Linked DNA regions of Homo sapiens: region 1 is linked to region 2. A link is an interaction called in ENCODE POLR2A ChIA-PET data of the cell type or tissue named here. Cell type or tissue: A673. All regions are shown on one strand. Each heading gives the region's core, and the rest is flanking DNA. Links, peaks and the distances in the headings are about the cores only. Region 1 overlaps ATF7-NPFF (ATF7-NPFF readthrough). Region 2 has its middle 8.1 kb from the start of ATF7-NPFF.

Region 1 (12,506 bases), core at 4,744-9,743, 110 kb after region 2:
ATATTACCAGAAGCCATCCCAAAGTATTAGGATGACCAGAAGCCATCCTAATAACATAGAGTTGTTTTAACACACATTTTGTATGTTATATGTATTATCTACTGTATTCCTACAATAAAGGATGCTAGAGAAAAGAAAATATTAAGAAAATCATAAGGAAGAGACAATATATTTACTATTCATTAAAATAGAAGTGGAGTATCATAAAAGTCTTCATCCTCCTCATCATCTTCGCATTGAGGAGGAGGAGGAGGAGGAGGAGGGCTTGGTCTTGCTGTCTCAGGGGTAGCAGAAGCAGAAGAGGTGGAGAAGTTGGAAGGGGGGCCGGAGAAGCAGGTACACTTGGTATAACTTTTTTTTTTTTTTTTTTGAGACCGAGTTTCACTCTTGTTATCCAGGCTGGAGTGCAGTGGCTCAATCTCAGCTCACTGCACCCTCTACCTCAGGTTCAAGCAATTCTCCTGCCTCAGCCTCCCAAGTAGCTGGGATTACAGGCATGCGCCACCATGCCTGGCTAACTTTATATTTTTAGTAGAGATGGGGTTTCTCCATGTTGGTCAGGCTGATATCAAACTCCCGATCTCAAGTGATCCGCCTGCCTCAGCCTCCCAAAGTGCTGGGATTACAGGCATGAGCCACCATGCCCAGCTGGTCGGTATAACTTATTTTTTTAAATCTGCATGTAAGTGGACCTTTGCAGCTCAAGCCTGTGTTCAAGGCTGAACTTTTTTCTACAGATGGTTGACCTTTCTACATTTTAAGAAATTTTTGGCTTCTATTATAAAATTGGTCTTTCTTCTCCAAGTGCATCCCAACTAACAGAAAGGGATGATCCAAAAATGCTTTAGTGACAAGGAACTTCAGCTTGAACTTTAAAAACAAGACAGTCCTATATCACCAATTTGTAAAGGGATTAAACATTTTTTGTTTATAAACAAAAGGGGGTTCTTCAGTATGATTAATAACTGATTATAAATAAAAATAATACACTTATCTATATCTCCCCATAATAACTCATATGTCACTGTCAGTGAAATGGATAAGAACATTTGTCTCCATTTCTGAAACCTGTAATAGTATGTAATTGTTTGTACATATCACTTGTCCAAATCAGTGATTCTCAAACTTTTTTATTTCACAGTCTCCCTAAAAGTTCCCCTAAAATCCTCCCCCAATTCTGATTTCCCTGCCTATAAGATTCCCTTTTTGTTTTGTTTTGTTTTGTGAGACGGAGTTTCGCTCTTGTTGCCCAGGCTGGAGTGCAATGGCATGATCTCAGCTCACTGCAACCTCCGCCTCCTGGACTCAAGCAATTCTCCTGCCTCAGCCTCCCAAGTAGCTGGGATTACAGGCATACGCCACCATACCCGGCTAATTTTGTATTTTTAGTAGAGATGAGGTTTCACCATGTTAGCCAGGCTGGTCTTGAATTCCTGACCTCAGGTGATCTGCCCGCCTCGGCCTCCCAAAGTGCTGGGATTACAGGCGCGAGCCACTGTGCCGGTCAAGATTCCGTATTGTTAAGAAACAAAAAGTAACCGTGGTTTCATTTGTCTGTCTGTCTTATAAATAATCAGAGTTTCCAAATGAACTGTAGTTTGTCTAAGTATGAGACTGAGAAGACTGGAAGGAAATAGGAGGCAAAATTGAGGACTCCTACAAAAGGGAAGCTTGGGGACATAGTAATGAGACTTGCTGTGGTTACCAGAGGCTGGTATATCCTTTTACCAGATCTTACTACTCTACCTAACATCAGGTGTGATTTGGAAAGGATTAATGTTCCCATCAAGTAACCTCTCTTCCTTCCTGGGCACCAGGTCTCACCAGCTCAGCCCACCCCTAGTACTGGGGGGCGACGGCGGCGCACAGTAGATGAAGATCCAGATGAGCGACGGCAGCGCTTTCTGGAGCGCAACCGGGCTGCAGCCTCCCGCTGCCGCCAAAAGCGAAAGCTGTGGGTGTCCTCCCTAGAGAAGAAGGCCGAAGAACTCACTTCTCAGAACATTCAGCTGAGTGTGAGTGGGTCCTGGATGCTTATTGGAATTGTTGAAAATCCAGAAAGTGGGATGGAATCAGAAAAAAGTGGTACAATTTGATAGAAGATGGTAATTCTCTAATTAGGACAGATCTAGTTGTCCCATGAAGAATCTCTTAACGGTCAGAGTTGAAATCTCTTTCATAGGTATTGGTGAAGACACTCACCATCTACCCCCAAATCTCCTATTAGAGTCATCCTTAAACGCATTTGGATGAAGGAATTAGATTAAGCACCCCAGGGTGCTCTTTTAAATCATCTGTAGAATCTGACTGGGGTCATGAAAACCAAAAGGGAAATGTGTTTGCCCTAGATAATGCAGCTTAATAAAAGAGAGAAAGAAAAAAGTGCTACAAGCACAAATAGAATAATTATAATCTATAATCCATACCTTCTCTTGAATGTTATTTTTCCTTCTGATTATTAAAATATTAAATTTAAAAAGCAATATATAAATACATTTCTATTATAAAATATACACACAAATGTACAGAATAGAAACAAAGTCCCTCTTTAATCTGCCTTTTCTAGTCCCGTTCTCTTTCCTGTAGATACATTCAGTATGTACCTTCCAGACAGATTCATATTCCTAAATATTTTTTATTTATAGTTCTTGTGTAGGGCTGGAGGGGTTGTGTGCTTGTTTTAACATAAGCAGGTTAACAGTGTTTCCTGGAGATCTAGCCATGGATATGGGAGATCTACCTCATTCTTTTTAATAGCTGTATAGTAGTATATTCTGTAGTGTAGTGATGTTATAAGGTATGGATATTGATACTGCTCTAATTTTTTGCTAGAACAATGTTGCAATGAACATTGCATGCACCTGAGTAAACAGTTCTGTTATGTAGATTCCTAGAAGTAGGCTTTCTTAGTCAAAGAGCATGTGTATTACTAATTTCAGTAGAATCATATTTATCTTAAACAGGAGTAATGTTTCTATTATAAATCCTGACTTTTCACTGTAAGCAACTCCTGTCATTGAATTCATGACTATACTGGCCCTGGGCTCTGTGAAGCCTTGCTGGATCAGGAGTCTTGTCCCAATTCAGGGGAGAAAATCGAGGCAATATTCTGTCCTTCCTTTGGGAACAGCCACTGAGGGTGCAAGAGTAGAGGATGAATTTTCTTGATACTCTTTTCTTCCCTCCCTCCTCAGAATGAAGTCACATTACTACGCAATGAGGTGGCCCAGTTGAAACAGCTACTGTTAGCTCATAAAGACTGCCCAGTCACTGCACTACAGAAAAAGACTCAAGGCTATTTAGGTGAGTGGCACACAACCTAAGCTAAGTCAGTCAGTCAGTAAACTGCATGTACTGAGTGTCTCAACTGCTTATAATTTTATAACTCCATTCTGAATGTTCTGGGGACCCCACGCTGATGAGTGAGTGGCCCTTGTGGAGCAACCAGACCTAGAAAAAAAATGTTTTTGTAGACGATATAGAGCTAATTATCTGTTATAGTTGGGGGTTGAAGGGTAGCAATATTTACCGGGTGCATATTTTGTGTTAGGCATGCTACAGTCTTCCCAAGTCTCTCATGAAATGGATATTATCTACATTTATATGTGAGAAAACTGCACTCTGCACTCAGATTAGGTCATTTAGCCAAAGTTACCAAGCTGGGAAAGTGGTGAAGCCAAGATTTACATCTATGTTTTGTTTTGTTTTGTTTGAGACGGAGTCTTGCTCTGTCGCCCAGGCTGGAGTGCAGTGGCACGATCTTGGCCCACTTCAAGCTCTGCCTCCCAGGTTCACGCCATTCTCCTGCCTCAGCCTCCCGAGTAGCTGGTACTACAGGCGCCCACCACCATGCCCAGCTAATGTTTTGTGTTTTCAGTAAAGACGGGGTTTCACCAAGTTAGCCAGGATGGTCTCAATCTCCTGACCTCGTGATCCACCCTCCTCAGCCTCCCAAAGTGCTGGGATTACAGGTGTGAGCCACCGCGCCCGGCACATCTATGTTGTTTTTTTTTTGTTTTTGAGACAGAGTCTTGCTGTGTCACCCAGACTGGAGTGCAATGGCACGATCTCGGCTTACTGCCACCTCTGCCTCCCAGGTTCAAACAATTCTCCTGTCTCAGCCTCCGGAGTAGCTGGGACTACAAGCACCAGCCACCATGCCTGGCTAATTTTTGTGTTTTTAGTGGAAACAGGGTTTCATCATATTGGTCAGGCTGGTCTCAAACTCTTGACCTCAGGTGATCCACCTGCCTCAGCCTCCCAAAGTGCTGGGATTACAGGCATGAGCTACCGCGCCCAGCACATCTAGGTATTTCTTATTCCAAAGATACTGTCTTGGCCTAGAAAACACATAAACCACAGATGATACATTGGGATATAGGGTACATTTTATCTAATGATAGGCTGACGTTGGTTTCAGTTTGTAATCTATGAGTGCACATAAAATACTGCTAGAAGGCAATGGCCACAGAGTTGTGCTCAGGACATGTGCAATTCTGAAGTTAAAATTACTGTGAATAATTTGCCTATGGTCAATAAAAGCTAATAAATGCTAGTTTTCTTTTTACAAATTAAATTCATAGAACTATTGCTCTCAAACTTTGATATATTGTATTATTTTTCCACTGTATTATTTCAGAGATGTGTTCCCATAGAAAAGGAGTAACTATATCACCAATTTTAAACATCTCTACTTAAATTTTAATTTTAATATGTACTTCAGGGTGCATTCATTCATTAAGCAGATATTGATGGAATGTCTATTCTGTGCCAGTCACTGTTTTTCATGCTGGGGATATAATAGGGAACCAAATAAATTAGATTAAATCCCTGCCCTTGAGGAGCTTATATTTTAGTGGGTGAGACAGACAATAAACAAGATAAATAGGTAAAATATATGACATGTTAGATAACAGTAAATGTTAGAAGAAAAATAAAACAGGGAAGGGTAATATGAAATGTTAGCAGCAGGATAGAAATTTTAGATTAGGTGGCTTTTGAATAAAGACCTGAAGGAAGTGAGGGAGCTATATGCATTTATATGGAAGAAAAGTACTATAGGGAGGAGGATCAGCAACTGCAAAGATGCAAAGTCGCAAGGTACCTGGTACATCTAGGAACATCAAGGAGGCTCAGCTGGAGTTGGGGGTGGAGAGTAGTTGGAGACAAGTAGGGGACGTAATAGCAGCATTTTATGTAGGGTCTCATCAGTCATGGTGAGGATCTCAGCTTTTACTCCACACTGGGGGCCATTAGAGGGTTTTCAGCAGAAAAGTGATATAATTGATCTGACTAGGCTGGGCGCATGCCTGTAATCCCAGCACTTTGGGAGGCCAAGGCAGGCGTATCACCTGAGGTCGAGAGTTCGAGACCAGCCTGGCTAACATGGTGAAACTGCTTCTACTAAAAATACAAAAAATTAGCTGGGCGTGGTGGCATGCGCCTGTAATCCCAGCTACTTGGGAGCCTGAGGCAGGAGAATCACTTGAACCTGGGAAGCGGAGGTTGCAGTGAGCTGAGATGGTGCCATTGCGCTCCAGCCTGGGCAACAAGAGGGAAATTCCGTCTCAAAAAAAAAAAAAAAATTGATCTGACTTACATTTGAACAGGACATCAGGGGTACAAGGGCAGAAGCAGGCAGTCCACTTAGGGGCTGTTACGGTAATACAAGCAAGGGATGACGGTAGTGAAAGTGACGAGAGCAGGCTGAATCCAGGATATGTTTTGAAGTTAAAGTGATGAGAGCAGATGGGATGGTATATATGAGAAAAAGAATAAAAAATTACACCAAAGTTTCTGGCTTAAGCAACCACAAGAATGAAGTTGTCATTAATTGAGATAGGGTAAAGTGTAGGGGAAATGGTTTGGGAGGTATATCAGGAACTCAGTTTTGGACAAACTGAGTTTAAGGAGCCTATTAGGCTTACAGGTGGAGATGTCAAGCAGTCAGTTGGTTATATGGATTTGTAATTCAGAGGAAAGGCTGAAGATAAAACTCTGGGAGTCGGCAGCATATAGCTAGTTTTGGTTTTGTTTGGTTTGGGATTTTTTGGAGGCAGGGTCCACCTCTGTCTCCCAGGCTCTCAAGTGATCCTCCCCACTCAGCCTGAGTAACTGGGACCACAGGCGTGCACCACCATGCCCAGCTAATTTTTTTTTGTTATTTTAGAGATGATGTTTTGCCATATTGGCCAGGCTGGTCTCAGACTCCAGGACTTAAGGGATCTGCCCGCCTTGGCCTCCCAAAGTGCTGGAATTACATGTGTGAGTCACCACACCTGGCCATAGTTAGTTTTTAAAGCATTGAAACCAGATGAAGTTCCCAAGGGAGACAGCAGAGCTAGAAAAAGAGAAGTCCCAGGAATGAACCATGGGGTACTCCAACATTTACAGTTCATAGAAATGAGAAAGAACCCACAAGAGACTGAGAAGAAACAACCAGGAAGTGAGGAGGAAAACCAGCTACAGAGCCAAATGTGGTATTCTGTAAATCAAAATAAAAAAGTGTTTCAAGAAGTTCAGTGATTTTAAATCCTGTTGCTCGGTGGCTCACGCCTGTAATCCCAGCACTTTGGGAGGCTGAGGCGGGCGGATCACGAGGTCAGGAGATCGAGACCATCCTGGCTAACACGGTGAAACCCCATCTCTACTAAAAATAAAAAAAATCAGCCAGGCATGGTGGCGTGCATCTGTAGTCCCACCTAGTTGGGAAGCTGAGGCAGGAGAATCGCTTGAACCCAGGAGGCAGAGATTGCAGTGAGCCAAAATAGTGCCACTGCACTCCAGCCTGGGTGATAGAGCAAGACTCTGTCTAAAAAAATACCAAAAAAACAAATCCTGTTGATGGGCTAAAGAGGATAAGGACTGTTTATCAGTATATAATCTATATACGGTCAGTTTTCCACTTAGTCCCTGCAAGAACTCTGATACATAGTTAATCCATTAAACTACTTATTCTTTTTTTTTCTCCTGCCTCAGCCTCCCGAGTAGCTGGGACTACAGGCGGGCACCACCACGCCCAGCTCATTTTTGTATTTTTAGTAGAGACGGGGTTTCACCATGTTCCCCAGGCTAGTCTCCAATTCTTGGCTTCATGTGATCTGCCCACCTCTGTCTCCCAAAGTGCTAGGATTACAGGTGTGAGCCACCGCACCCGGCCTTACATATTCATTATAGCAAAGATGTATTTAGTTCCTGCTGTGTGGTATAGATATTATGTAAGTACCTGACACATGATGAATAAGACACTGTCACTACCTCTGAGAGAATCATAGGGTCATATAAACCTGTGGATGAGGTAAGGATAGATATCCCAGTTAAAAAGCCCCTAAACTGGGAGCTTCCTAAGGATAGGGTTCCCGTTTTCTTCTCTGTGTACCCATGCCTGGTACATGGATGATGCTCAGTAAAATGTTTGATGAATATATGCTGTGAAAACACAAAGAATAAAACAGTTAATGTACTGAGGGTAACAAAGATGGCTTCACAGAGGACGCAATATTTGAATCTTTTTTTTTTTTTTTTTGAGACGGAGTCTCGCTCTGTTGCCCAGGCTGGAGTGCAGTGGCACAATCTCGGCTCACTGCAAGCTCTGCCTCCCGGGTTCACACCATTCTCCTGCCTCAGTCTCCCAAGTAGCTGGGACAACAGGCGCCCGCCACCATGCCCAGCTAATTTTTTGGTTTTTTTTTTTTTTGAGTAGAGACGGGGTTTCACCATGTTAGCCAGGGTAGTCTCGATCTCCTGACCTCCTGATCCGCCCAGCTTGGCCTCTGAAAGTGCTGGGATTACAGGCGTGAGCCACTGCGCCCGGCCATATTTGAATCTTAAAAGAAGACTCAGGCATTCATCAGGATGTCAGAAATACAACTGACTATGGAACGTTTGCCTTTTTTCCACATATTTCTGTTTAAGCAGCCATAGAGGCTATCCGATGTTTAATAAAACTCCTTGACTTGCTGAGTGTGATGACTCATACCTGTAATCCCGGCAATTTGGGAGTCTGAAGCAGGAGGATGGCTTGAGGCCAGCAGTTGAAGGCTGCTGTGAGCTGTGATTGTGCCATGGCACCTCCAGCCTGGGTGACAGAGTGAGACCCTCTAAAAAAATTTTAAAAACATTTGACTAATGAGCAACATGGAGTTACCATTGTATGTAGCTCAGGTAGTTGTGTTTAGTAGTAAAATGTTAGTGTCACTTTAGGTGGAGTGGCATAACTTATAATGTTTTATAATCATTAATGCCTAGCTAATTTTTAGTCAGGAGGGTCTTAAGATTTCTTTGTAGTTTTACATGTTAACTGAACCCGGGCCAGGGACTGGCCATTCATAATATCATTTAATTATAGCTTGATATCTATCAGACTTACCTGTGGTACAACTACATGGTAAAGGAACATTAAAAATAATGGAATAGGCCTGCCACAGTGGCTCACGCCTATAATCCCAGCACTTTGGGAGGCCAAGGCAGGCCAATCACTTGAGGTCAGGAGTTTGAGACCAGCCTAGCTAACGTGGCAAAACCCCATCTCTACTAAAAATTCAAAAATTAGCCAGGTGTGGCAGTGTGCACCTGTAGTCCCAGCTACTCGGAAGGCTGAGGCACGAGAATCACTTGAACCTGGATGGCAGAGGTTGCAATGAGCTGAGATTGCACCACTGCACTCCAGCCTGGGCAACAGAGCAAGACTCAGTCTTAGGAAAAAAAATAAATAAATAAAATAATGGAATAATTCAGTTCCTGTGAGAATTAATCAAAGAGGATGGCTAAAAAGAGATCTATTTTAAATCATCTTTAAAGAAATGAAGGCCAGGCGCAGTGGCTCATGCCTATAATCCCAGCACTTTGAGAGGCCAAGGCAGGAGGATCACTTGAGACCCTATCTCTTAAAAACAAGAAAGAATAGAAGTAATGAATAATAATAAGAGTTGGTAATGAACTATGCAAAGACCTAGAAACCAGACAGTGTAATTAACATGTTGGAGATTCATTTTATTGGAATAGATAGGTTAATTTTGGCCTAGTTCTTCCCTTCTTACAACTTCCCATTTCCTAGCCCATTTATGACTTAGAAGCCAGGATTCTGGGAAGTTTTCCCCAAAAAAAAGATGGGTTTCATTTCCCTTTTGGGCTCCTTTAGAATTATGGCAAAAGGTAGTCCTGCCTCTTTCCCCATTCTGTTTTCTAACCAATTGCTCTCTGCTCTTTGCCCTCCTTCCTGGCAGAAAGCCCCAAGGAAAGCTCAGAGCCAACGGGTTCTCCAGCCCCTGTGATTCAGCACAGCTCAGCAACAGCCCCTAGCAATGGCCTCAGTGTTCGCTCTGCAGCTGAAGCTGTGGCCACCTCGGTCCTCACTCAGATGGCCAGCCAAAGGACAGAACTGAGCATGCCGATACAATCGCATGTAATCATGACCCCACAGTCCCAGTCTGCGGGCAGATGATGCCTCCTCTGGTGGAGAGGTCCTCAGCCAGAGCTCGCCCGCCCAAGAGCCAAGAGAGATGTCATCTTATCCCCTCCCATCTGCCTTGGACATGGCAATATGGGTGGGGGGAATTGTGTGTTGTGAGTAATGGACAGATATGGGGCTTTTTAGCCATGTGGTCATGTACGTTTGACACCTGTGCTGGGGGCCTCCCAGCCCCGGAGCCTCATAGATCATCCCCCAGGGTGGGGTTTCTGATGCATCCACAGCCAAAGGCCTTTCCAGATGGTCCGAACAATCACCCCTGCCCCATGCACGTGTATCTGTCTCTTTTAACACTAACCCTTGGCACTTCTAGGTTTGGGGTTTCTCAGTTCCCTCTCTTCCCACTAAGCCGTGGCTGTTACCTTTTTGTTCCTTACCAGCATGCCACTTCCTGCCAGATAGAGGGAGGCTAGATTTGATGACATATTACCCGCTGACCCAGCCCCAGCCACCCCATGGACTCAGGACTCAGGTCTCCCATAGCTGCTTATTTACCCGTTTCCTTTTTCCTCTTCCTTAATTCTAGTTAAAACATTCACTTACGGAGAATGTAAGGTTACCTTTGATGTATGAAGTAGCAGTATTTTCCAGTTTTTCCATAAGCTTTATTCCTTCTCTCTACCTGCCACCAAAAAGAAAGAAACCCTCAAGAGTTCTAATTCTTTTTCATCTATTTGCAGAGCTATTTGGGTACCTCATTTTGTCCCTTGACTTTAGTGTAGTGGTGGGGTCTTTCCCACCACCCCACTAAGCCTTGGCAACCTCATTTTGTGGCCTTATTATTAAAGATTGCTTGGTAGTGAAAAGGGAAGGGCCCAGAATCTGACTGGCTGATTCTGTCTCCTCCCCTCCCTCCTTCTTTAGTTTAACCATCAGGGCAGACAGGAACAAAGTATTTCAAAGCTTGTTCCATCAAGTTAGGGATTAATCGATTCCTTTATGTTTTATAAGAGTTTACCGGCCAAAGCATATTGTCATCTTTGGTCATTTTTCTGCTCCTGCTTCTCTCTCTTCATTCCCCTATCAACATTACCGCCCCTGTCTCTCTTCTGTAACTACTTCAGACTCAGCCCTCCTGGAGGCTGTCATGTAGGGGACTCTCGAGTTCCTTTGTTCTACCCCATCTCTCCCCCTCACACATCTGTCTGCTTTTCTGAGCTAGAGTCTTCTGTTCACAAGTGCCCATCACCGTCTGGACTATCTTCTTTCTCTTTCACCAGGTTCCTAGCTTAGCCACTAGGTCTTCCAGGTCCTCCAGAGTTTCTTCAACCCATTTCTTCTCTCTTCTCTTTACATGCAGTGCTCCAGGATCTTGAAGCGTCATAGCCAAGATGCTGAGTGGGTTTACTTGAGTATAAGATTGAAAGGAGGGAGGAAGAGGAGAGGGAAAGTGCAGAACTGGTCCCAGCAAAGGACCCCAGGTTCTGGCCTGGGAAATTGGTGACTATTGCTCTCAACCATTCTTACTTTGAAGAGTTGGGTTGCAGAGGGAGCAATTCATCTCTCTTGTCCCTCTTCCACGTTAAGGCTTCTCATCTCCCCTTGGCTCTGAACTATGCAGTTTCTACCAGGACCATAGGAAGCAATTCAGAGCCAGAGGCCTGTGGATAGATAGGTCAGCTTTAATTGCCTTTCCGTATGAAACCCTTCCAGTTGTCCCAGAGCCACTTTCTGCCATCTGTGCAAGCCAAGAATGTCCTTCTCTCCATCTTTCCTACCTCCATCTTAAACATACATACAAAATAACTGCCAGCTTCCTTTCTTATTTTGTCTCCAAAATTGACTGTCACAGGGGAATGAGAAAATGTTCTAAGCTACAAGATTCCCGTTTCCTTAAAGTGATATCCTGTCCTAGTGAACCAGTCAGGTAACAGGTTCTGCTGCATTTGTTTTAAATTTCCCCTCCTGCTTTTCAGAGCTGGTGCTGAACAGGCCACACCCCTAAAGACAAAGGAGAGAAAACACGGTTTTCTCATCCTCTACCATCAGGTACCCAACAGGAATAGGCCCTGAAGTGATTCAGACTAGCAAATGTTATGGCAGATGGTCAGGACGCAGGTTACCACATCCAGGGACTTCACTTTTGCCTTTAAAAATTCACAGCCGTAACTTGTGCTCAGGACTTCCCCTTTAGCTGGCTGCTCCCTGGGATTTTCTCCTGCTTTAGAGTTTTGTTTCATTTTTTTATTGTCTTGATTTCCCAGTAGCAGCCTTGCCCTAAAGCTTGACTGAGTTTATGGCTCCTAAGGAGCTTTCCTAAGACTCTTGACTATTTTTCTTCCCCCTTCAGTCAAGTGTTTTTACAGTTAAGAATTAATTTGTAACTGCATACATGCCCTGCCAGTCTGTCCCTGTGTTGGGTGGCTAATTTATGTAGCGGGTCTTTTTTATTTCTTAGCCCCCATGACTAATTATCTAGTCCTAACTTCATTTTTATCAGTGGGAAGATGTGTACGGGACCTCAGTGAGGAGCACTGCCAGAACCACAGTAACAAAATGGCACTGAAATAAGGAAGCAGCAGGTCAGAACCCCCTAGATAGTTCTTGAGTTGGTTCTCAGTCTCACTAAGGAGGCAGAATAATTGCTGCCCTGAAACTTCTCTGATAGTCAAAGGTAACTTCACTTACCTTGTTATTGCTACCAGCCATGTGGTCACTCTCCCCAAATCTTTGTCTTCCAGATCCATCTGGACCAGAACCAAACATCATGGAAGGTGTCACTTGGCCCTTCCTAAAGTCCATGGCGTTTCTAGAGGCCTAAGGGAGGACACTTTCAGAAAGGAGCTGAGTGTATGGTGGGTGTCCTGAATTCGTTCATGTGAATACAGGACTCAGGCTTCCCACCCCACTCCAATGTGAGTGCTCGATACACAAGCACTCTAGCTAGCTGCCACGTACCCAAGGCCACAGAGGGAGGGGACAGAACCAGGTCTTCTGGTCTGCTCACTTTCTGCCCCATTCCCCTAACAGAAAGTTTGCTTAGAGTTGAAAAGTCTAAGAAAGCCTCCCACAATACTAGAGAGGCCAACAAAAAAAA
Region 2 (12,506 bases), core at 6,182-11,181:
GAGTTCCAGACCAGCCTGGCCAACATTGTGAAATCCCACCTCTACTAAAATACAAAAATTAGCCAGGTGGGGTAGTGAATGCCTGTAATCCCAGCTACTCAGGAGGCTGAGGCAGGAGAATCCCTTGAACCCGGGAGGCGGAGGTTGCAGTGAGCAGAGTTCACACCACTGCATTTCAGCCTGGGTGACAGAGCAAGACTCCGTTTCCAAAAAAAAAATTTCCACATGAATTCTGAAGGGGATAAATATTCAAACCATAGCAGAAAGTATGAGAAATGTGTCACCAAATAGAGAATATCAATAAAGAGACAGAAATTATGGCTGCCTGTAGTGGCTCACATCTATAATCCCAACACTTTAGGAGGCCAAAGGGGGAGGATTGCTTGAGGCCAGGAATTTGAGACCAGCCTGGTCAACATACTGAGACCCCATCTCAATTAAAAGAAACAAAAAGAAAAAAGAAGAAAAGAAATTAGTTTAAAAGAACCAGGCCGGACGCGGTGGCTCACGCCTGTAATCCCAGCACTTTGGGAGGCCGAGGTGGGCGGATCACCTGAGATTAGGAGTTCGAGACCAGCCTGACCAACATGGAGAAACCCTGTCTCTACTGAAAATACAAAATTAGCTCTGCATGGTGGTGTATGCCTGTAATCCCAGCTAGTCGAGAGGCTGAGGCAGGAGAATTGCTTGAACCTGGGAGGTGGAGGTGGAGGTGGAGGTGAGCTGAGATGGCGACATTGCACTCCAGCCTGGGCAACAAGTGTGAAACTCCGTCTCAAAAAAAAAAAAAAGAACCAAATAGGCCGGGTGTGGTGGCTTATGCCTGTAATCCCAGCACTTTAGGAGGCCAAGGCAGGCAGATGGTTTGAGTCCAGGAGTTCAAGACTAGCCTGGGCAACATGGCGAAACCCTGTCTCTACGAAAAATACAAAAAATTAGCTGGGCGTGGTGGTGTGTGCCTGTAGTCCCAGCTACTTGGAGGGCTGAGGCAGGAGGATTGCATGAGCCCAGGAGGTCAGGGCTGCAGTGAGGCAAGATTGTGCCACTACACTATAGTTTGGGTAATACAGTGAGACCCTGTCTCAAAGGAAGGAAGGAAGGAAGGAAGGAAGGAAGGAAGGAAGGAAGGAAGGAAGGAGGGAGGGAGGGAGGGAGGGAGGGAGGGAGGGAGGGAGGGAGGGAGGGAAAGAAGAGGAAGGAAGGAAGGAGAGAAAGAGAGAGAGAAAGAAATATTGGTGTGGAAGAGTACAATAACAGATGAAAAATCCACTACAAGGTCTCAACAACAGATTTGAGCAGACATAATGAGAAAGAGTGAACTGGAGGCAGGTCAACTGAGACTATCCAATCTGAGAAAAAACAATCAAAAGGAATGACAAAAAATGAACAGAGCCTCCGAGACTTGTCATATGTCATCAAATAAACCAAGGTGAGGAGAGAAGAGAAAGGGACAGAAAGAATATTTGAAGAAATGGCTGAAAACTTCCCAATTTGATGAAAAGCATTAATTTACAAATCCAAGAAGTCCAACCACCTCCAAGTAGGAAAAATTCAAACAGATCCACAACTACACACATCATAACCACACCATCAAAAGACAAAGATTAAGAAAGAATGTTGAAAGTAGCAAGAGAAAAGTTACTCATGTGTACAAGGGATCCTCAATATGATTTATCAACAGAAACCTTGGAAGCCAGAGGCAGTGGAATGACATCAAAGAGCTAAAAGAAAAAGACTGTCAGTCAGGTGCTGTGGCTCACGCCTGAAATCCCAACACTTTGGGAGGCCGAGACAGGCAGATCACTTGAGGTCAGGAGTTCGAGACCAGCCTGGCCAACATGATGAAACCCTGTCTCTATTAAAAATACAAAAATTAGCCTGGTGTGGTGGTGCATCCCTGTAATCCCGGCTACTCAGGTGGCTGAGGCAGGAGAATGGCTTGAACCATGGAGGCGGAGGTTACAGTGAGGCAAGATTGTGCCACTGCACTCCAGCCTCGGTGACAGAGCAAGATTCCTTCTCAAAAATAAATAAATAAGAAAAAGAAAAAAACTGTCGACCAAGACGCTACATCCAGCAAAGGTATCCCTCAAAAACTAAGAAGGTGCAGTGGATCATGCCTGCAATCCCAACTAGTCAGGAGGCTGAGGCAGGACGATCGCTTGAGACCAGGAGTTTTGAGACCAGCTAGAACAACATAGCAAGACCCCATCTCTAAAACAAAAACGAAGAAGAAATTAAGAAATTAAGACATTCTCAGATGAACAAAAACTGAAAGAATTTGTCACTAACAAACCTGTCCTCTAAGAAATACTAAAGGGAGTCCTTCAGGCTTAAATGAAAGCATACTAGATAGTAACTCTAATCCATACGAGGAAATAAAGAGCTTTAGTAAAGATAACTATATAAGGTAAATATAAAGACAATACTGTCTTTATATTTATAATTTTATTTATATTTAAATATAATTTTATTTGTATTTAAATATAATTTATATTTAAATACAATTTTTGCTTGTAAATTTCCTTTTCTCTTGTCATATTTAAAATACAATTATATTTAAAAATTATAAATGTATATGGATGGGGCTGGGCATGGTGGCTCACACCTGTAATATCAGCCCTTTGGGAGGCAGAGGCGGGTGGATCAATTGAGGTCAGGAGTTCAAGACCAACCTGGCCAACATAGCGAAACCCTGTCTCTGCTAAAAATACAAAAATTACCCGGGTGTAGTGGCTCACACCTGTAATCTCAGCTACGCAGGAGGCTGAGGCACAAGAATCGTTTGAACCCCAGAAACAGAGGTTGTAGTGAGCCAAGATTGCCCCACTGCACTCCAGCCTGGGTGTCAGAGTGAGACTCTGTCTCAAAAAAAAAAAAAAAAAAAAAACTATGTTGATGGGCATACAAGGTAGAAACATGTAATTTGTATGACAATAACTGCATAAAGGAGGAAGGTGAAAATAACAGCTATACAGAAGCAAAGCTTTTATTTATTTATTTATTTATTTTGAGACGGAGTCTCGCTCTGTCGCCCAGGCTGGAGTGCAGTGGCGCGATCTCGGCTCACTGCAAGCTCCACCTCCTGGGTTCATGCCATTCTCCTGCCTCAGCCTCCCTAGTAGCTGAGACTACAGGCGCCCGCCACCACGCCCGGCTAATTTTTTTTTTGTATTTTTAGTAGAGACGGGGTTTCACCGTGTTAGCCAGGATGGTCTCGATCTCCTGACCTCGTGATCCCCCCGCCTCGGCCTCCCAAAGTGCTGGGATTACAGGTATGAGCCACCGCGCCCGGCCTGCAAAGCTTTTATTTACTGTTAAAATTAAGTTGATATTAATTCAGATTAGATTATTATAAATAAAGGTATTAATTTTAATCCCCAGGGCAACCATTAAGAAAATAACTCAAGACCGGGTGCTGTGGCTCACGCCTGTAATCCCAGCACTTTGGGAGGCCAAGGCGGGCGGATCATGAGGTCAGGGGTTCGAGACCAGCCTGACCAACATGGAGAAACTCTGTCTCTACTAAAAATACAAAATTAGCCGGGCATAGTGGTGCATGCCTGTAATCCCAGCTACTCGGGAGGCTGAGGCAGGAGAATTGCTTGAACCCAGGAGGAGGAGGTTGCGGTGAGCAGAGGTCACGCCGTTGCACTCCCGCCTGGGCAACAAGAGCGAAACTCCATCTCAAAAAAAAAAAAAAAAGAAAAGAACTCAAAAGATTATTAAAGGAAATGACAAAGGAATTAAAATAGAACACTATTTAATACAAAAGATAGTAGTAATGCTGGAATGGGAGGGGAAATACAAGACATATAGAAACAAATAGCAAAATGGCAGACATAAGTTCTATCTTATAGGAATTACATTAAATGTAAAAGGCAGAAATTTGCATAGTGAGCAAAAAAATATGATTCAACTATAAGCTATCTGCGAAAGACACATTATAGATTCAAGGACACTTATAGGCTGATACCTGATGTGGTCACTCATGCCTGAAATCCCAGCACTTTGGGAGGCTGAGGTAGGAGGATTGCTTGAGGCCAGAACGTTGAGATCAGCCTAGACAACATAGTAAGACCCTGCCTTGCTAATTAAATAATAACCTCACTTTTTTTAACAGCAAAAAAAAAAAAAAAAAAAAGGAAAAAAAAGACATTTATAGGCTGAAAGTAAAAGGAAGAAAAAAGATACATGATGCAAACAATAACCAAGTAATCTCAATTGGCTTGTGCTAATACAAGACAAAAAAGCACTGAAAGTCAAAAATTGTTACTAGAAACAAAGAAGGACATTTAAAAATTATTAAATGGTCTCTTCTTTTGTCTTTTCTTCTTCTTCTTTTTTTTTATACGGAATCTTGCTCTGTCCCCAGGCTGAAGTGCAGTGGCACAATCTCAGCTCACGGCAACCTCCACCTCCCGGGTTCAAGCTATTCCCCTGCCTCAGCCTCCCAAGTAGCTGGGACTACAGGCACGTGCCACCACGCCCAGCTAATTTTTTTGTATTTTAGTAGAGACAGGGTTTCACCATGTTGGCCAGGATGGTCTCAATCTCCTGACCTCGTGATCCACCTGCCTCAGCCTCCCAAAGTGCTGGGATTACAGGCGTGAGCCACCATGCCGGCTCTTTTTCTCTTTTTTTGAGACAGGGTCTCACTCTGTCACCCAGGCTGGAATGTAGTGATGTGATCATGGATCACTATAGCCTCAAACTCCTGGGCTCAAGCAATCCTCCCACCTCAGCCCCCAAAGTAGCTGGGACTATGGGCACACACTATCATGTCCAGCTAATTTTTAATTTTTTTTTGTCAAGATAGGGTCTCACTATGTTGTCCAGGCTGGTCTCAAACTCCTGGGCTCAAGTGATCCTCCCACCTTGGCCTGCCAAAGTCCTAGGATAACAAGTGTGAGCCACTGCACCCAGGCAAAAGGTCCATTTTATCAATCAAGAAGATGGAAAATAAAAGAGAAAAGAAAAGAAAAAGATGTAGCAATTATAAACATAAATGCATCTAACAATGAAGCTTCCCAAAACATGAAGCAATAATTGACAGACTTGAAAGAAGAAATAGGCAATTCAGGCTGGGTATGGTGGCTCATGCCTGTAATCCCAGCACTTTTGGGAGGCCAAAGTGGGTGGATCACTTGAGGTCAGGAGTTCGAGACCAGCCTGGCCAACATGGTGAAACCCCATCTCTACTAAAAATATAAAAATTAGCCAGGCGTGGTGGCGTGTGCCTGTAATCCCAGCTACTTGGGAGGTTAAGGCAGGAGAATTGCTTGAACCTGAGAGTCCTTGCTACTCCAGCCACTGCACTCCAGCCTGGGCAACAGAGTGAGACTCCACCTCAAAAAAAAAAAAAAAAAAAGGAATAAGCAATTCAATGATAATCACTGAGGACTTCAATACCTCCACTTTCAATAATGGATAGAACATCTAGACAAAAGATCAACAAGGAAAGGGAGGATTTGAACAATACTATTAACCAACTAGACTTAACAGATATCTATAAAACACTCCACCTAACAATAGCAGAATATATATCCTTCTAAAGTTCACATGAGGGCCAGGGGCAGTGGCTCACGCCTATAATCCCAGCACTTTGGGAAGCTGAGGTTGCTGGATCTTTTGAGGCCAGGAGTTCGAGACCAGCCTAGCCAACATGGCTAAGCCCCTTCTCTACTAAAACTATAAGAATTAGCCAGGTGTGGTGGCGCATGCCTGTAATCCCAGCTACTTGGGAGGTTAAGGCAAGAGAATTGCTTGAACCTGAGAGGCAGAGGTTGCAGTGAGCTGAGATTGTGCCACTGCACTCCAGCCTGGGCAACAGAGTGAGACTCCACCTCAGCGCCTGTAATCCCAGCTACTGGGGTGGCTGAGGCACGAGAATCACTTGAACCTGAGAGGCAGATGTTGCAGTGAGCTGAGATTGCACCACTGTACTCCAGCCTGAGCAACAGAGTGAGACTCCGTCTAAAAAAATAAATAAAAATAAAGTGTACATGAAAAAATTTTTCAGTATAAAATATATTTTAGGCCAAAAAATAACTCATAAATTTTAAAGTATTGTAATAATGCAAAGTATGTTTTGTAATCATAATGGAATAAAATTAGAAATTAATCACAGAAGAAAATGAGAAATTCACAAATATGTGGAAAATAAAAAACATATTCCTAAATAAACAATGAATCAAAGAAGAAATTACAGGGATGTTAGACAACACTTTGAAATAAATAAAAATAAAAACAAAACCTATTAAAATTTTATGCAATGCAGCTAAACCAGTGCTTAGAGGGAATTTTATAGCTGTAAATGAATAAATTTTAAAAAGAAAAAAGACCTCAAATCAATAGCCTAAACCAAAGAAAAAAAGCATCTAGGAGCTGTGGCTTATGTCTATTATCACAACATTTTGGGAGGCTAAGGCGGGAAGATCACTCGAGGCCAGGAATTTGAAACCCACCTGGTCAACATAGTAAGACCCATCTCTACAAAAAAAAAAAAAAAAAAAAAAAAAAATAGCCAGGCATGGTGACACTTGCCTGTAGTCCTAGCTACTTGGAAGGCTGAGATGGGAAGATCACTTGAGGCCAGGAATTTGAGGCCAACCTGGTCAACATAAGACCCATCTCTACCCAAAAAACAAACCAAAAAAAAAAAAAAATTAGCCAGGCATGGTGACAATTTCCTGTAGTCCCAGTTACTTAGAAGGCTGAGATGGGAGGATCACTTGAGCCCAGGAGCTTGAGGCTGCAGTGAGCTATGATCGGGGTACTGCACTCCAGCATGGGACTAGACTGGAAATAAATGAAATAAGGAATGAAAAAATAATAGATAAAATCAATGAAACCAAAAGTTGATTCTTTGAAAAGATGAACAAAATTGACAAAATTTTAGCTAGATGGACCAAGATAAAAAGAGAGAAGACTCAGCTGGGCCTGCTGGCTCATGCCTGTAATCCCAACAGTTTGGGAGGCTGAGGCAGGAGGATCATTTGAAGCCAGGACTTTTTGGGGGGATTTTTTGGCTTTTCTTTGAGACAGTGTCTCACTCTGTTGCCCAGGCTGGAGTGCAGTGACATGCCATTCACTGCAACCTCGAACTGCTGGGCTTAAGCGATCCTCCCAACTCAGCCTCCCTAGTAGCTGGGACTATAGGTGTGAACCACCACACCTGGCTAATTTTTGTATTTTTTGTAGACAGGGATTTCGCCCTGTTGCTCAGGCTGGTCTTGGACTCCTGGACTCAAGCAATCCACCTGCCTCAGCCTTCCAAAGTGCTAGGATTACAGGTGTGAGCTACCATTCCTGGTCAAAGCCAGAAGTTTGAGACCAGGCTGGGCAACAAAAGTGAGATGTGTCTACACAAAACAAAATTCAAAAAATTAGCTGAGCTGGCATGGTGGCATGTACCTGTAGTCCTAGTTACTCAGTAGGCTGAGGCAGAAGGATCGCTTGAGCCCAGGAGCTCAAGGCTGCAGTGAGCTATGCACATACTTCACTTCAGCCTGGGCAATAGAGCAAGACCCTGTCTCAAATAAATAAATAAATAAAGCTTTCCAACTTGGGCCCAGCAGAATGGCCCGCAAAGAAGGGTGGCGAGAAGAAAAAGGGCTGTTCTGTCATCAACAAGGTGGTGACCGAGAATACACCGTCAACCTTCACAGGTGCATCCACGGAGTGGGCTTCAAGAAGCGTTCCCCTTGGGCATGCAAAGAGATCTGGAAATTTGCCATGAAGGAGATGGGAACTCCAGATGTGCGCATTGATACTAGACTCAACAAAGCTGTCTGGGCCAAAGGAATAAGGAATGTCCAAGACCTTATCCGTATGCGGTTGTCCAGAAAACATAATGAGGATGAAGATTCACCAAATAAGCTCTATACTTTGGTTACCAATGTACCCGTTACCGCTTTCAAAAATCTACAGGCAATGTGGATGAGAACTAACTGCTGATAGTCAGATACATCAAATAAAGTTATAAAATTGCTTTCAAAAATAAAAATAAAATGAGAGAGAGAGAGAAGACTTAAATTGCTAAAATCAGGAATAAAACAAAGAATGTTATCATCAGGCTCACAGAAATAAAAATGATTATAAGGGAATATTATGAAAATTGCATGCCAATAATTAGATAATCTAGATGAAATATAAGAATTCCTAGAACGACACAAGCTACTGAAACTGACTCAAGAGGAAATTTTAAAAAATTAAATAAACCCATAACAAGAAAAGAGACTGAATTACTCATTAAAAATAAAAAAGTTCCACAAAGAAAATCCCAGGACCATGTTGTTTCACTGGTGAATTCAGTCAAATGTTTAAAGAACACTTAACACCCTTCCTTCCTTCCTTCCTTTCTTCCTTTCCCTCCCTCCCCGCTTCCCTTCCTCCCTTCCTCCCTCCCTCCCTCTCTCTCTCTTCCTTCCTTCCTTCTTTCTTTCTTTAGACAGGGTCTTGCCCTTCCTTCCTTCCTTCCTTCCTTCCTTCCTTCCTTCCTTCCTTCCTTCCTTCCCTCCCTCCCTCCCTCCCTCCCTCTCTCCCTCCCTCCCTCCCTCCCTCTCTCCCTCTCTCCCTCCCTCTCTCCCTCTCTCTCTCTTTCTCTCTTTCTTTCTTTCTACACGGTCTTGCTCTGTTGCCCAGACTGGAGTGCAGTAGCAAGATCATAGCTCACTGCAACTTCCAACTCTTGGGCTCAAGCAATCCTCCTGCCTCAGCCTTCTGAGGTAGCTAAGACTACAGGCATGTGCCACCATGATTCCTGGCACTACACACATAGTATTTTCTGTTGAGATAGGATCTCACTATGTTGTCCAGGTTGAACTCCTAACCTCAAGCAATTCTCCTACCTCAGCCTCTCAAAGTGCTGGGATTACAGACATGAGTCACTGCACCTGGCCATACCACCAATTCTTCACAAACTCTTCTAAAAAAATAGAAGAGGAGGTTGGGTGCAGTGGCTCATGCTTGTAATCCCAGCACTTTGGGAGGCTGAGGTGTGGGGATCACTTGAGCCCAGGAGTTAGAGACCAGCCTGGGCAACATGGCAAGACCATGTCTCTACTAAAAATACATAACATTAGCCCGGCATGTTGGCACGCACCTGTAGTCCCAGCTATTTGGGAGGCTGAGGTGGAAGAATCATCTGAGCCCAGGAAGTGAAGTCTGCTGCAGTAAGCTGAGATCGCACCACTGCACTCCAGCCTGAGTGATGGGAGTGAAACCCTATCTCCAAAAAAAAAAAAAAAAAAAAGAAGACAACATATCTCAATTCATTCTATGAGATCGGTATTACCCTGATTGGTAATCAAACCAGATAAAGACATCACAAGAAGAAAATTACAGACTAACATCTCTTATAAATATAGACACAAAAATCTTCAACAAAGTACTAGAAAACTTAAATCCAGCAACATGTAAAAAGATTATGCCCTATGACCAACTGAGATTTATCCCAGAAATGCAAGGTTGGTTTAACAAATGAAAATTAATCAATGTTATACACCATATTAACAGGAGACAAAAACCACATGATCATCTAAATAGACAAAACATTTGATAAAATCAAACACTCCTTCATGATAAAAACACTCAACAATCTAGGAATAGAAGGTAACTTCCTCACTTTGATTAAAGTACAGCTACCAAAAAAACAACAGCTAACAACACACTTAATAATGAAAGACTTGCCAGGTGTAATGGCTCATATGTGTAAACCCAGCACTTTGGGAGGCTGAGGTAGGAGGATCCCTTGAGGACAGGAGTTTCAGACCAGCCTGGTCAACATAGCAAGACCCCATCTCTAACTGAAAAAAGAAAGAGGCCAGGCATGGTGGCTTATATCTGTAATCCTAGCACCTTGAGAGGCCAAGGCAGGAGAGCAAAAAAAAAAAAAAAAAAATTAGCCAGGCATGGTGGCATGCACCTGTAGTCCTAGCTACTCAGGATGCTGAGGTGGGAGGATCATTTGAGCCCAGAAGTTGGAGGTTACAGTGAGCTATGATTGCACCACTCTAGCCTAAGTGACAAAGTGAGACCCGTCTCAAAAAAGAAAATAAAAAATATGAGTAAGTTTAACAAGAGAAACACAAGATTTGTACAATGAAAACCACAAAACACAGCTTGGCACAGTGGCTTATGCCTGTAACCCTATCACGTTGGGAGGCCAAGGTGGGAGAACTGCTTGAGACCAAGAGTTTGACACCAGCCTAGGCAACAAAGCGGGACCCTGTCTCTAACTTAAAAAACAAAATAAGTCCAGGTGAGGTGGCTCACACCTGTAATCCCAGCACTTTGGGAGGCCAAGGTGGGTGGATCTAACCCCATTAGAGATGGGGTTTCACCATGTTGCCCAGGAGTTTGAGACCAGCCTGGGCAACATGGTGAAATCCCGTCTCTAAAAAAATTTAAAAATCAAAAAAATACAAAATAAAAAACAAAGTAAACCTACAAAAAATACAGTTGAAAGACATTAAGAAGCTTTAAATAAATGTTAAGACATTCGATGTCCGTGGATTGGAATACGATATTGTTAAGATGGCAATACTCCTTGATCTACAGATTCAAGGGAATTCCTATTAAAATCCTAGATGGCTTTTTTGTGGAAATTGACAAGCTGACCCTAAAATTCATGTGGCAATGTAAGGGACCCAGTATATCCAAAGCAATCTCGAAAAAAGAGAACGAAATTGGAGGATTCATACTTCCTAATTTCAAAACTTACTACAAAGCTAAAATTATCAAGCCTTTTGATACTGGCATAAGGACAGACATATAGAAGAACGAAATAACATTGAAAGTCCAGAAGTAAACCAATATATTTAAGGTCCAATGAGTTTTGGCAAGGGTGCCAAGAGGATTGAATGAGGGAAATAATATCTTTTCCAACAAATGGTGCTGGGACAATTGTGCATGGAAAAGAACGAAATTGGACCTCTACCTCATACCATATACAAAATTATCTCATAATGAATCAAAGACCTAAATGTAGGAGCTAAAAACAACAAAATTCTTAGAAGAAAGCACACGTGTAAATCTTTATGATACTGTATTAGGCAATGGTTTATTAGATATAGATATGACACCAACAGCACAAACAAGATAAATTGGACTTTATCAAAATATAAAACTTTTGAGCTTCAGGCCGGGCGCGGTGGCTCATGCCTGTAATCCCAGCACTTTGGGAGGCCGTGGTGGGCGGATCATGAGGTCAGGAGATCGAGACCATCCTAGCTAACACGGTGAAACCCCGTCTCTACTAAAAATACAAAAAAATTAGCTGGGCGTGGTGGCGTGTGCCTGTAGTCCCAGCTACTCCGGAGGCTGAGGCAGGAGAATGGCATGAACCCGGAAGGTGGAGCTTGCAGTGAGCCGAGATTGCGTTACCGCACTCCAGCCTGGGCAACTCAAAAAAAAAAAAAAAACTTTTGAGCTTCAAAGGACACTATCAGAAAGTGAAAAGACAACTAACCTGCAGAATGAGATAAAATATCTGCAAATCATATATCTGATAAGCATCTAGTATCTAGAATATATAAAGAATTCTTATAACTCAACAATAAAGAGGCCGGGCCTCTTTACATGCCTGTAATCCCAACACTTTGAGGGGCCAAGGTGGGAGGATCACTGGAGTCCAGGAGTTTAAGACCAGCCTGACCTAGTGTCTACAGACATTTTTTTTTTTTTGAGTCACAGTCTCACTCTGTCACCCAGGCTGGAGTGCAATGGCATGATCTCAGCTCACTGCAACCTCCGCCTCCCGGGTTCAAGCAATTCTCCTGCCTCAGCCTCCCAAGTAGCTGGGATTACAGATGCCCACCACCATACCCAGCGAATTTTTGTATTTTTAGTAGAGACAGGATTGCCATGTTGGCCAAGCTGGTCTTGAACTCCTGACCTCGTGGTCCACCTGCCTCAGCCTCCCAAAGTGCTGGGATTACAGGTGTGAGCCACCGCACCCGGCCTGGAAAATTTTAAAAAATCATCTGGACATGGTAGCATGTACCTGTAGTCCTGGCTACTTGGGGTGCTGAGTTGGGAGGATTGCTTGAGTCTGGGAGGTCGAGGATGCAGTCAGCAGTGATCATGCCACTGCACTCCAACCTGGGCAACAAAGGGAGACCCTGCCAAAAAAAAAAAAAAAAAAAGGCCGGGCGCAGTGGCTCATGCCTGTAATCCCAGCTCTTTGGGAGGCCAAGCCGGGCAGATCACAAGGTCAAGAGATTGAGACCATCCTGGCCAACATGGTGAAACCCCGTCTCTACTAAAAATACAAAAATTTGCTGGGTGTGGTGGCGTGCGCCTGTAGTCCCAGCTACTCGGGAGGCTGAGGCAGGGGAATCGCTTGAACCCAGGAGGTGGAGGTTGCAGTGAGCTGAGATCGTGCCACTGCACTCCAGCCTGGTGACAGATCAAGACTCCGTCTCAAAAAACAAAAACAAACAAACAAACAAAAAACATCAATTTAGAATAGTACCTGGAACATAGTAAAATCTATAAATATT

What was found. ChIA-PET counts read pairs that join two places held together with the same protein. Peaks named below come from ENCODE experiments on the same cell type or tissue, not always from the same donor. Only the 100,000 strongest peaks of a DNase experiment are listed, where the experiment ranks them.
Region 1: POLR2A ChIA-PET joins it to region 2 with 5 read pairs; 13 of 35 experiments call an interaction of 5 or more read pairs at or near these places.

Annotation. Positions count from the first base shown.
Region 1 is chr12:53,514,073-53,526,578 of GRCh38, reverse strand. It overlaps ATF7-NPFF (ATF7-NPFF readthrough), which reads left to right. Exons shown (of 15, transcript NR_159377.1): 10 at 1,818-2,015; 11 at 3,195-3,303; 12 at 9,225-9,564. ATF7 (activating transcription factor 7) reads left to right here. Exons shown (of 12, transcript NM_006856.3): 10 at 1,818-2,015; 11 at 3,195-3,303; 12 at 9,225-12,506. The coding sequence ends at 9,442. ATF7-AS1 (ATF7 antisense RNA 1) reads right to left here. Exons shown (of 3, transcript NR_046221.1): 2 at 12,098-12,226; 3 at 8,971-11,070. Among named protein-coding and RNA genes, the nearest start is that of ATF7-AS1, 6.3 kb to the right of the region's middle. RefSeq lists an enhancer at 8,991-9,490 and a silencer at 10,457-10,698. In A673, for the core only: no CTCF peak of the experiment used is centred there; no DNase peak of the experiment used is centred there.
Region 2 is chr12:53,628,231-53,640,736 of GRCh38, reverse strand. It overlaps the pseudogene RPL31P51. Among named protein-coding and RNA genes, the nearest start is that of ATF7-NPFF, 8.1 kb to the right of the region's middle. In A673, for the core only: no CTCF peak of the experiment used is centred there; a DNase peak (open chromatin) is centred at 8,346; H3K27ac peaks cover 989 bases.